Linked DNA regions of Homo sapiens: region 1 is linked to region 2. The links are chromatin loops, found by intact Hi-C in ENCODE. Cell type or tissue: B cell. All regions are shown on one strand. Region 1 holds the start of LOC112268431 (a long non-coding RNA gene). Region 2 overlaps SP100 (SP100 nuclear antigen).

What was found. Hi-C counts contacts between places; a loop is a spot of excess contacts. Peaks named below come from ENCODE experiments on the same cell type or tissue, not always from the same donor. Only the 100,000 strongest peaks of a DNase experiment are listed, where the experiment ranks them.
Region 1: a loop joins it to region 2, with 2.1 times the contacts of the local background. A loop is called at or near these places in 2 of 110 quality-filtered maps.

Annotation. Positions count from the first base shown.
Region 1 is chr2:230,587,771-230,592,770 of GRCh38, reverse strand. LOC112268431 (a long non-coding RNA gene) reads left to right here and starts at 3,115. Exons shown (of 5, transcript XR_002959453.2): 1 at 3,115-3,273. RefSeq lists enhancers at 71-120, 2,958-3,207, 3,368-3,517. In B cell, no CTCF peak of the experiment used is centred here; a DNase peak (open chromatin) is centred at 3,080; H3K4me3 peaks cover 921 bases; H3K27ac peaks cover 3,936 bases.
Region 2 is chr2:230,535,545-230,540,544 of GRCh38, reverse strand. It overlaps SP100 (SP100 nuclear antigen), which reads right to left. Exons shown (of 29, transcript NM_001080391.2): 25 at 1,163-1,278. Among named protein-coding and RNA genes, the nearest start is that of SP100, 120 kb to the right of the region's middle. In B cell, no CTCF peak of the experiment used is centred here; a DNase peak (open chromatin) is centred at 2,864; H3K27ac peaks cover 2,966 bases.

The DNA of each region.
Region 1 (5,000 bases), 52 kb before region 2:
ACCAGAGTGTCCTCTCTCTTTAAGCCAAGTGCTCTGTCATAGGTCTTTTACTCGCCTTACCACTTAGGTTTGTGTTTATTCTGAATCTTAACCAAGAATCTGATATGTTCCCCATAGTGTAAAGATCCTCATTCCTTTTTTTTGAGATGGAGTCTTGCTCTTGTCACTGACTGGAGTGTAATGACATGATCTCGGCTCACTGCAACTTCCGCCTCCCAGGTTCAAGTGATTCTCCTGCCTCAGCCTCCTGAGTAGCTGGGATTACAGGTGCACACCACCACACCTGGCTAATTTTTGTATTTTTAGTAGAGATGGGGTTTCACCATGTTGGCCAGGCTGATCTTGAACTCCTGACCTCAAGTGATCCTCCCACCTCGGCCTCCCAAAGTGCTGGGATTATAGGCATGAGCCACTGTGCCTGGCCTGGAATGATTTTTTTGAAAGACTCCAGGAAGGAGTACTATTGACTAGGGCATGGGGTTTAGAATCAAAGGGTTATTTCTGAACCACAAGAGTTCTAATCCTCCCAACAGCCATCTGAGGAACACCAAAGTGCTTTGTTCTTTCAAGGGAGTCAGAGAAGTCAGCACATTTGGGCCACTCTCTTGCTTAGGTTAACTTGCCCCATAATGGTTGGGAGCAAAAGAGAGCAGCACTCTGGAGAGATGGTTCTGCTGGGAGGGAGCACATCCTGCTTCAGTGAGACGTGTGACACACAAGTGACAAGTCAGAGCCAGAGAGAGAGGGTGGGGGAGGGAGAGAGAGGGAGAGGGAGGGAGAAGGCAGAGAGAGGGAGAGACCCACGCATGTGCAGGACCTGCATGTGCCTGTCCACCGGTGAAGATGTCCTCATTGGCGTGCTGGGATGTGTACCCAATTTGTGGGGAGAGAAACGCAAGAACGCAAGCCAGGGGTGGGGGGTGCAGGAGAAGAAGGATAGAAGCCTCGTTGACCCACATTTTTCATTATTTGGGCACAGAACCCTTATGTCCTGGGATTCCTCTTAAACAGTCAGCCAGGCGCAGTGTCTCACACCCGTAATCCCAGCACTTTGGGAGGCTGAGGTGGGTGGATTGCCTGAGGTTAGGAGTTTGAGACCAGTCTGGCCAACATGGTGAAACCCCATCTCTACTAAAAATACAAGAAAAATTAGCCAGATGTGGTGGCGTGTGACTGTAGTCCCAGCTACTCGGGAGGCTGAGGCAGGGGAATTGCTTGAACCAGAGAGGTAGAGGTTGCAGTTAGCCAAGATCATGCCACTGCACTACAGCCTGGGTGACAGAGCGAGACTCTGTATCAAAAACAAAACAAAACATAACAAACAAACCAAAAAACAGTCAGAAGTCAGATTCAGTGGAACATGATTTGGAAAGCATCATTCTGGATCACGGTACCCCTGGGGCCCCTGAATCCTCACCTGCTTTTGGGCTCTGCTCACCTTAAGCCCTAGATTCTAGCATCCCTGGGGCTCCCAGCTGCCTCCCTGTCTCTGCCCCACAGTTCGGCTCAGAGTTCTGGTCCCTGGTTTTAGTTCATGTCCTACTTTCATTCTCTCTTTGCTCCAATTTATCTTTAACTTTGTACTGATACATTTCAGTATTTTAAAAAGTCACTTCAAATCTTTCTTGAATAATATCAGAGTATGAGTGAAAAAAATCACTGTGTACAAACATAAATGTAGCTGGATCTTCATCTCACCCCTTAAGACCTAGATAATCTTGGTTCTCATCCTCTTGGCCCATCCCATGAGAATCATTTCTGAGCTCCACTGCCTGGACATCTCTAGGTCATTGATTTTGTTAGGTACATTTTCTACTTCCCCATGACTGCAGGTGAGAGTTTTACAGAACTTTTACTACTATATAACAAGGGTCTCCTTCCTCCAGATTCCACTAGTGTTTCTCTCGCTTTCTCATACACTGCACTGACATCTTCTGGAACACCTTTAGGCTTCCATCCACTGCTCTGTCCCACAGCCAAATGCCCCATGTTTTATGTTTTTGTTATAACTGCATCCTACTTCAAAATCTGTTCTAGTTATACTACTGTGAAAAAAAAAACTACCCTAAAGCAGTGATTTAAAACAATAAAAGTCTTATTTTATTTCGTGATACACCTGCAGTTTGGACAGAGCTCAGTGGAGATGGTGTGTGTCTGCTCTAGATGGGTATCTCCTGGCAGCTCGACCAGGGCTGCAGCATCAACTTCCAATATGGCGCACCACATGGCTGGCTGGCTGGCTGGGGCCCTCCTGTGGTTTAAGACCTGGTCTTAATATCAGCATAGCATTGCTTCTGCCATATTCAAACATTCTGTTGGTCAAGCAGTCACATATCCCAGATTAAAGGAAAGGGGACACAGACTCCACCTGTCAATGGGAGGAGTGTCAAATTCTGGGGATATTTTTTAAAAGCCTTATATCTGTACTATCTTTAAAAGCTTGGCTATTTTTACCAACTTGGCTCCTGCCTCTGGCCCCAGTGGTCCAGAGGTTTCTCTTTTTCCTCCCTGCCTGCTTTCCAGAAATTTCTAAGGGCATTCCCCTGACTTTATGATGTAGAGCATTTCAGCTTCCTCCAACCTATATCCAAATGCTTGGGGTCTAACTTGTCCAGTCAAGGTCACAATGTGCCCCACCAACTCATAGGCCTGAGAAAGGCTTGGAAGTTTCTGTCTTTCCCTTTTTTTTTTTTTTCCCATGGCCATGTCTGCAAGGGGAGGAGGCAAACAGAGTTTTACTTCTCTCTAACATCAACTATGTTACTTCACCTAGAAACAACTTCAGTCAGCTTTGGTCAAATAGAGTTTTCTGCCCTCTTTCCTTTGCATAAACACATGATCCCCTGACTTCCATGGACTTCTTGGAGTTGGCCTCCTGTTCCTCCTCCTTGGCCTGTACCCTCTTCTGGTCCTCCAGTCATGATTCTGTAAGTCCTTCTTAATTCCCGGCTACCATATTTTCACAAGAGTTGAGAAACCCCACTATCTGTGGCCTAGTTTTCACAAATACAGAGGCATTCAGAAATATTAATACTTTCACTTCCCTTTTCTACTTTCTGGGTGAGTCAGTTCAGACTTTTTGTTCTGGTCCCTGGGAGCCATGTTGGAAAGCCCACATTGGGCCTGAGAGTTCATAGATGTTGACGGATGGTGTGTCAGCCCCCATGGGGCTCTGCAGCCTAGAAAGTAGCAGGACCAGGAAGTCAGCAGGTGGAGGTGGCAAGTGAACAGAGGATGCGTCTTTTTCTCCCTTCCTTTGTCATCTTTCTCCATGTGGGTTTTTATATTTATTTACTTATACTTAGTTTTATTCCAAAACTTCTTTGAACTGGGTCATAAAGCCAACTGCATATTGTAAAGTAGAAGAAACTAAGCTCTGAGAAATCAGGTAAAAAGTGGCAAGTGATAGCTGGTGATGGAACGCTACCTATCCTGGCTTACCCTTTTGCAAATGTTACCTGGGTGAGACAAAGACATTTGAACCCTGAGGTTTCTTGTATTGGTTTTGCTTTGTTTTTCTTGGTATAGACCTAGGAGTGTAATTGCCCGGTCATAGGGTGGCTTTAGTAGACACTGCCAGTTTTCCAAAGTGGGTGTCCTAATTGTCACTCCACTAGCCACGTATGAGTGTTTCAAACAGCATATTCTTCTCAACATTTGATGCTAGGTTTTTTTTTTTTTTGTAGATCTTAGCCATTTTGGTGAATAGATAGTGGTATCTTGGCATAGTGGTATCTCATTGAGCTTTTACTTTGCATTTCCGTGAAAAACAATGCTTTTGAGCACTTTTTGATATGTTTATTGGTCATTTGAGTATTTTGTTATGAAATGCCTGTTATTTTGCCTATTTTTTTAAAAAAAATTGGGATTTTTGTGTTCTAATTACTAGACATTCTTCCTACATGTTCTACATAGAAGTCTTCTGTTGGATATGTGTTGTGAATATCTTCACATATTCTGTGGCTTTTTTTCACTCTCTTAATAGTGTCTTTTGATGAACAAAAGTTCTTAGTTTTAAGTAAGTCTAATTTGTCAGTGGTTTCTTTCATAGTTAGTGTTTTGGGATCTTTTGCAAGAAATCTTTGCCTACCTTAAGCCAAGAAGATATTATACTACCTGCTCTAGAAGCTTTACTATTTTATCTTTCATATTTAGGTCTATGATTCATTTGAAATAAATTTTTGTGTATGGTATGAGGTAGGGTGTTCAATTGCTCCAACAATACCATTTCATGAAGTGACCATCGTTTTCCCCACTGAAATGTGGCGGTGTCTTTGTTGTAAATTTGGTGACCTTATGTGTGTGTTTCTCTTTCTTGTAGTCTCTGTTGATTTATATGTTTATCTTTATGCCCATATCATGTTGTCTTAGTTATTGTAACTTTATATGAAGTTAAAACATTGTGATTCTTTTTCAAGACTCTTTTGGCTAACTTTGGTCTTTTGCATTTTCATTTATATTTTAAAATCAATTTGTCAATTTCCACAAACAATTCCACTTGAATTTTATTAAAATTATATTGAATCTATGAATCAGTTGGGGATAACTTACATATTAATATTTAGTCTTCAATCCACAAATATACCTTTCCATTTATTTTGGCTTTCTTTAATTTCTCTCAGCAAAAGTTCTATGATTTTCAGTGTAGTGTTCTGGAACATCTTTTGTTAGATTTACCTTTATTGTTAGTGGTTTTGATGCTTTTGAAAAGGATATTGTTTTTCTATTTTTATTTAAACTTATAATTTGCTAGTATACAAAAATACAATTGATTTTTGCATATTAACCTTGAATCCAGATACTTTACTGAAGTTACTAATTAATTCTAATAGTTCATTTCTTTAGATTTTCCAAGTATATAGTCATCTGCAAATAATGGTAGTTACATTTCCTCCCTTTTGGGTTTATTCTTTTCATTTCTTTTTATCACCTGATTGCATTATCTAGGATTTCTAGTAAGTGTTAAATGGAAATGGTGACAGTAGACATTTTTGTCTTGT
Region 2 (5,000 bases):
TAAGCACAAAGTGTTGGGCCTCTATGAGTCAATCAGATCACAGAAAAATCAGAAAACAAGTTCTTGTTTCTCAACTTTGCTGAGTAAGCAGAGAGCACAGGCTATAGGCATCCTCTCCCTTGGCCCTGCCATATCTTATACCTAGAATCTGTGCTGCAGAAACTTCTTGAAAAGGAAATCTCCAGAGAGGTGTCAGATATCTTTCATTTGTTCCTAGATTCATTCTCCAACCTTCTCTACTAGGCTGTCTGTGCTAGGAGGCTTTTGATAATCAGGCAAGCACAATGACCCATCCTAGTGATGCCAGCATCCCCTTGGCCATGTAGTGCTTGCTCAAGGAGCCTGTTACAAAGTGCTCCTTTGAGAGCACTTTGCATCTCTGGTGCAGAGATAGGGGCTATACAAGGGCTCAACCAAAAAGCTGGTTTTTCTTCTGCCTCTGCAGATTGGCCAACTGGTCAAAAGCAGAGGTTTATGCTGATCCCCTGAGATGACACCCTGGGAGCAGGTGGGTCACATTAGCCTCCTCCATTATGGAAGGGCAATGCTCTGCCCTCATAGAGTCAGACACATTCCCGGTAGAGATCATCCTCTCAGCCTTAACAATTCTGTCCACACACCACTCACAGAGCACCTTATCAATCTCCGTGGTATCCTGCACACCATCACCTCTGTCCAAAGGCACATTTTTTAGCAAAGGAAGTGAGCAGGGGACTCACACTTGCAGAATTCACAGGTCTCAACATGTGACCTGTGACCCAGGGTCAGTTGGCTTGATAGACTGCTGCAGCACTGGCTTTACCAGCTGTGTGATGGTCCCACAGCAGGTGGTGTACTCTTTAAACCAGCAGGCAGTGTATGATGGCATCACCCCATTAGAGAGCATGGGTCTGGGAGCCAAGTAGGGGAGGTAGAAGTTGACACCTCTTACTATTGCACTCAATAACCACTTGAAGAGTTTTTGCTTCCCATTAATCTGCTGCTACCAGCACTGTTCAACAGCTCTGGATAATACTTGTGGATCTTGATGCTAAGGAGCCTGCTCCTTATGCATCAAGAAACACATAACCAGGTACAGAAACTCTGCAGAGTACTCATGAGTGGCAGGAGGAGCTGTACCACAAGAAGGAAGGGCTCAGGGAAGGGGACATGTCTTACTCACTTGTTAGCTTCCACGGATGGGATGTGGCAGTGCTCATGAAAGGATCTTGGACAAGTGTCGCAGCAGAACAGCCGTCCCCATTTGTTGCACACCTCACATATATTTGAGTTTTCCGGCTAGAAGGGGAGATGTAGACATCACCGGGATCAGTGAGACCCTTGGACCCTAGAATATGTGACCTTTTTATGTATCAAGGGCACACTTGTAAATTTCTGTCCTCAAAATATTAAAGATTGCTGAGTGGAGATCTCAGAAGACATTTTGGTCTGCGGCAAAGTTCAGTAGATAGTGGCTGTGTGTCAGGCCAGAAAAGTTTTCTTTATGAAACCAGAGATTCTGACATGATGACTAGTGACAAAAATAGGATGAATTAGAGATTTTTTGAGCAATTTATTAAACAGCTGGGAAAACCTGGCCCAGAAATAGTGTCTTTTCTAGCTGTCTACATCGTATCCTTTAAACTGACTTGCCAAAGGGTGATTTACTGAGAATTTAATATGATGGAATAAACTTCTGAGATATCACTGCAACCCACACTCTTGTCATAGCAAGAATGAGTTGAAGAAAGGGCTTGGGGGAGGAGTTCCTAGATGTCAGTTCTTTTCCTGGAGGGCTCTGGGCCTGCAGCAGTACCTCTGGGATGGAAAAACCGTGGGCAAGATGACCAGGTGGGCACCAGGGAGTACAGGGCTTTTTGCTTTTTGCTCTGGGAACCTGGAGGAAGAGTCCCCATGACTTAGGCATGTAAGGTGTTGTAATTTCTCTTCCTCTACAAAGTCACTATACAAAGAAGAGACTAAAGTCACATAAATAAAAACAATTCTAGGCTGCAAGATATATCTTGCCCATGTGTTCCCTTTCAATGGCAGAATTTGAGTGGCCTATTAGGAGCCATTTCTTGGGCACATCTCCAAGGGGGGTGCCTGAGCTTCCCCTGGAGTGGGGCCTTGTAACTGTTTTTCCTTTTTGTTGTAACAGATGAGACTCATCGATGCTGACCACTATTTTTAGGCTGCTGGGTCAAGGTTTCTGATACATCATCCTATAAAGTACACTGCAAGTGGGCCCCAAGAAAGAATAAATACCACAGGCAAATCCTATGTTTGAAGTTCCATTGTCTAGAAAGCCTGCAAACTTGGTGTATGTCTCTTTAACCTTTTTAGTAAGAATTTTTTTCTTTTGCTTACAAGTGGTTCTCAACTTGCTCTACAGTAGAATCCCCTGGGAGCATTAAAAAACATCTCTGGAGCCCCATTACCAGAGATTTTGATTCAGTTAGTCTGGGTTGGTGTATAGGCATCAGTATGTCTTAAATATTGTCCAGATGGTTCTAATGTGCAGTCAATAGTTGAGAACTCTGGCCTCTAATGCAGTGGTCTCTGGACCAGCAGCAGCAGCACCTGGAACTTGTTAGAAATATACAGCCTTGGGCTCTGCCTCTCACTTGCTGAATCAGAAGCCTAGGGGTAGCTCCTAGCCAGCTGTGGTCTATGAAGCCCTTCAGGTGGTTCTGATGGACCCTACACAATTGTGGCAATTGTGATCGAACTGTATTGCACTACAGTGACTCACAACTTTTCTTGTGCTAGAAAAACACAAAACACCAGAGGAGCTTTGGAAACACCAATTCTCAGGCAGCACCTCAGACCAATAACATCAGAATCTTTGTCAGGCGGTTGCGGGGGATCCCCAGGTGATTGCAACGTGCAGCCAAGGTTGAAAACCCACATTACAAAGTGGTTTCTCCTGAGTAAGGGCTGGGAGGTCATAACTAGAGTCATTAACAGCCTACAAGTTTGTCTAGGAAAGTTTTTGAAAAGGGGTGAGGACTTCCTTGCTGGAAGAGTTGCCTTTTCCTCTTCACAGAGGGCTTGGCTGTGGGCTGTAAGAAATGGCCCTATGGGTCTCCCTTAGTCATCAAACAAGTTATGCAGACCCCAGAGATGAGAGCTGTTTGACTACTGAAGGGTCTCACCTCCAGCAAAGAAACAGAAACAGTGTGGATTGATCTAGATCTTGCTAGGGAAGAGCATTGGCTAAGAAAATAGAGGGCATGGCAACTTCTTTTCTATCCCCTCTCAATTAGTGTCCTGTACCAGTCCAGCTGCATGGCATTTTTGTTTTGAGACAGGGTCTCACTCTGTCACCTCGGCTGGAGTGCAGTGGTGCGATCACAGCTCACTGCAGCCTCAACTTCCTGGACTTAAGTAATCCTACCACCTCAGCCCCTGGAGTAGCTGGGACTACAGGTGTGTCCCACCATGCCTGACTAATTTTTGGTATTTTTTGTGGAGGTGGGGTTTTGCCATGTTGCCCAGGCTGGTCTCAAACTCATGGGTTCAAGTGATCCTCTTGCCTCAGCCTCCCAAAGTGCTAGGATTGCAGGCATGAATCACTGTGCCTAGCTTACATGGCATTCTTACAGCAAAAGGTGCTCCTTGCAGTTGTGCAAAAGGCTGACCCTGCCTAAAATGCTCATCTCATTGCAATGAAAAGAATCAAAATGTGACTTTGTTTAGACAGGGAAGTCACCCATGATTTTGTTATTGAAATACCAGGGGTTCAGTTTAGGTCCTGCTGCTTGCCACGCAGAAAGCCAATCACTGAGACAATGAGTATTGCCAAGCAAGAAGGCTTTAGTCGGGTGCTGCAGCCAAGGGGATGAGAGATCAGTCTGAAATCTGTCTCCCTGACTCACTAAAGTTAGGGGTTTATATAGCAGAAATGTATCTATATTCAGGGAAGCAGGAATTAGGGAGTGGTAAGGAGGAATTGGTTAACAGGAAGGAGATTATTGGTTAGGCAGTCATAAGGGGTGAGGAGTTTGGCATCTCATTGTCCAAATACAGTAATCTGGTGAGTTTCAGTCCCTTGATGTTATGTGGGGGTCTGACGGTTGGTTTCCTGAGAAAGAACTCAGATAAGACAAATGTAACTCTCTCAAGTTTTAAGACTGAGAGGGTCAATTTCTATGTTTATTCAAAATAAACTGTAAAAATCAGATTTATGGGACAATTGGGTTCATTTCAGTGCCCCTTTTCTGTTTATCAATTCCTCAATCATGGGGAACTGGTTGTCAATCTTTCTGGCTGTTTCATGCTGATGAGGAGTGTCGTGGGCAAATCCATACCATGGGTGACCCACATAGCCACCCAAAAATCAAAAGTTAACTGAATACTATAGGTTTCTTCTGAAACACACTCTTTTTCTCTCCAGTCTCCCACTTCCACTAAAGACAAATCACAGCAGGACCAACCTACCTGCCAAATAAGCTTCAGTCCCATATACTTGGCTTATTTGCCCACACAAAGTGCAGCAAGAACCATTGTCCATGTAGGCTATCTTAAACTGGCTTTGCTGGAACCTCTCACAAGGCCATTTCAGTCAAAGCCCTGGGAAAATGACCAGTTCCTCCAACTGTGTCTCATTATAAAAGAAAACATATTCTTTTTTTTTTTTTTTTTTTTTTTTTTTTTGAGATGGAGTCTTGCTCTGTCACCCAGGCTGGAGTGGAGTGGCATGATCTTGGCTCCCTGCAGCCTCCACCTCCCAGGTTCAAGTGATCCTCCTGCCTCAGCCTCCCGAGTAGCTGGGACGACAGGCATGCACCACCACTCCTGGCTAATTTTTGTATTTTTAGTAGAGACGGGGTTTCACCATGTTGGCAGGCTGGACTCAAACCCCTGACCTCAAGTGATCCACCTGCCTTGGCCTCCCAAAGTGCTAGGATTACAGGCATGAGCCAACACACCCAGCAGAAAACAGATTCTTATTAAACATACGCAAACACATTGCCATGAATTAATAATATTCACAAATAGTTTATGAATTCTGGAGA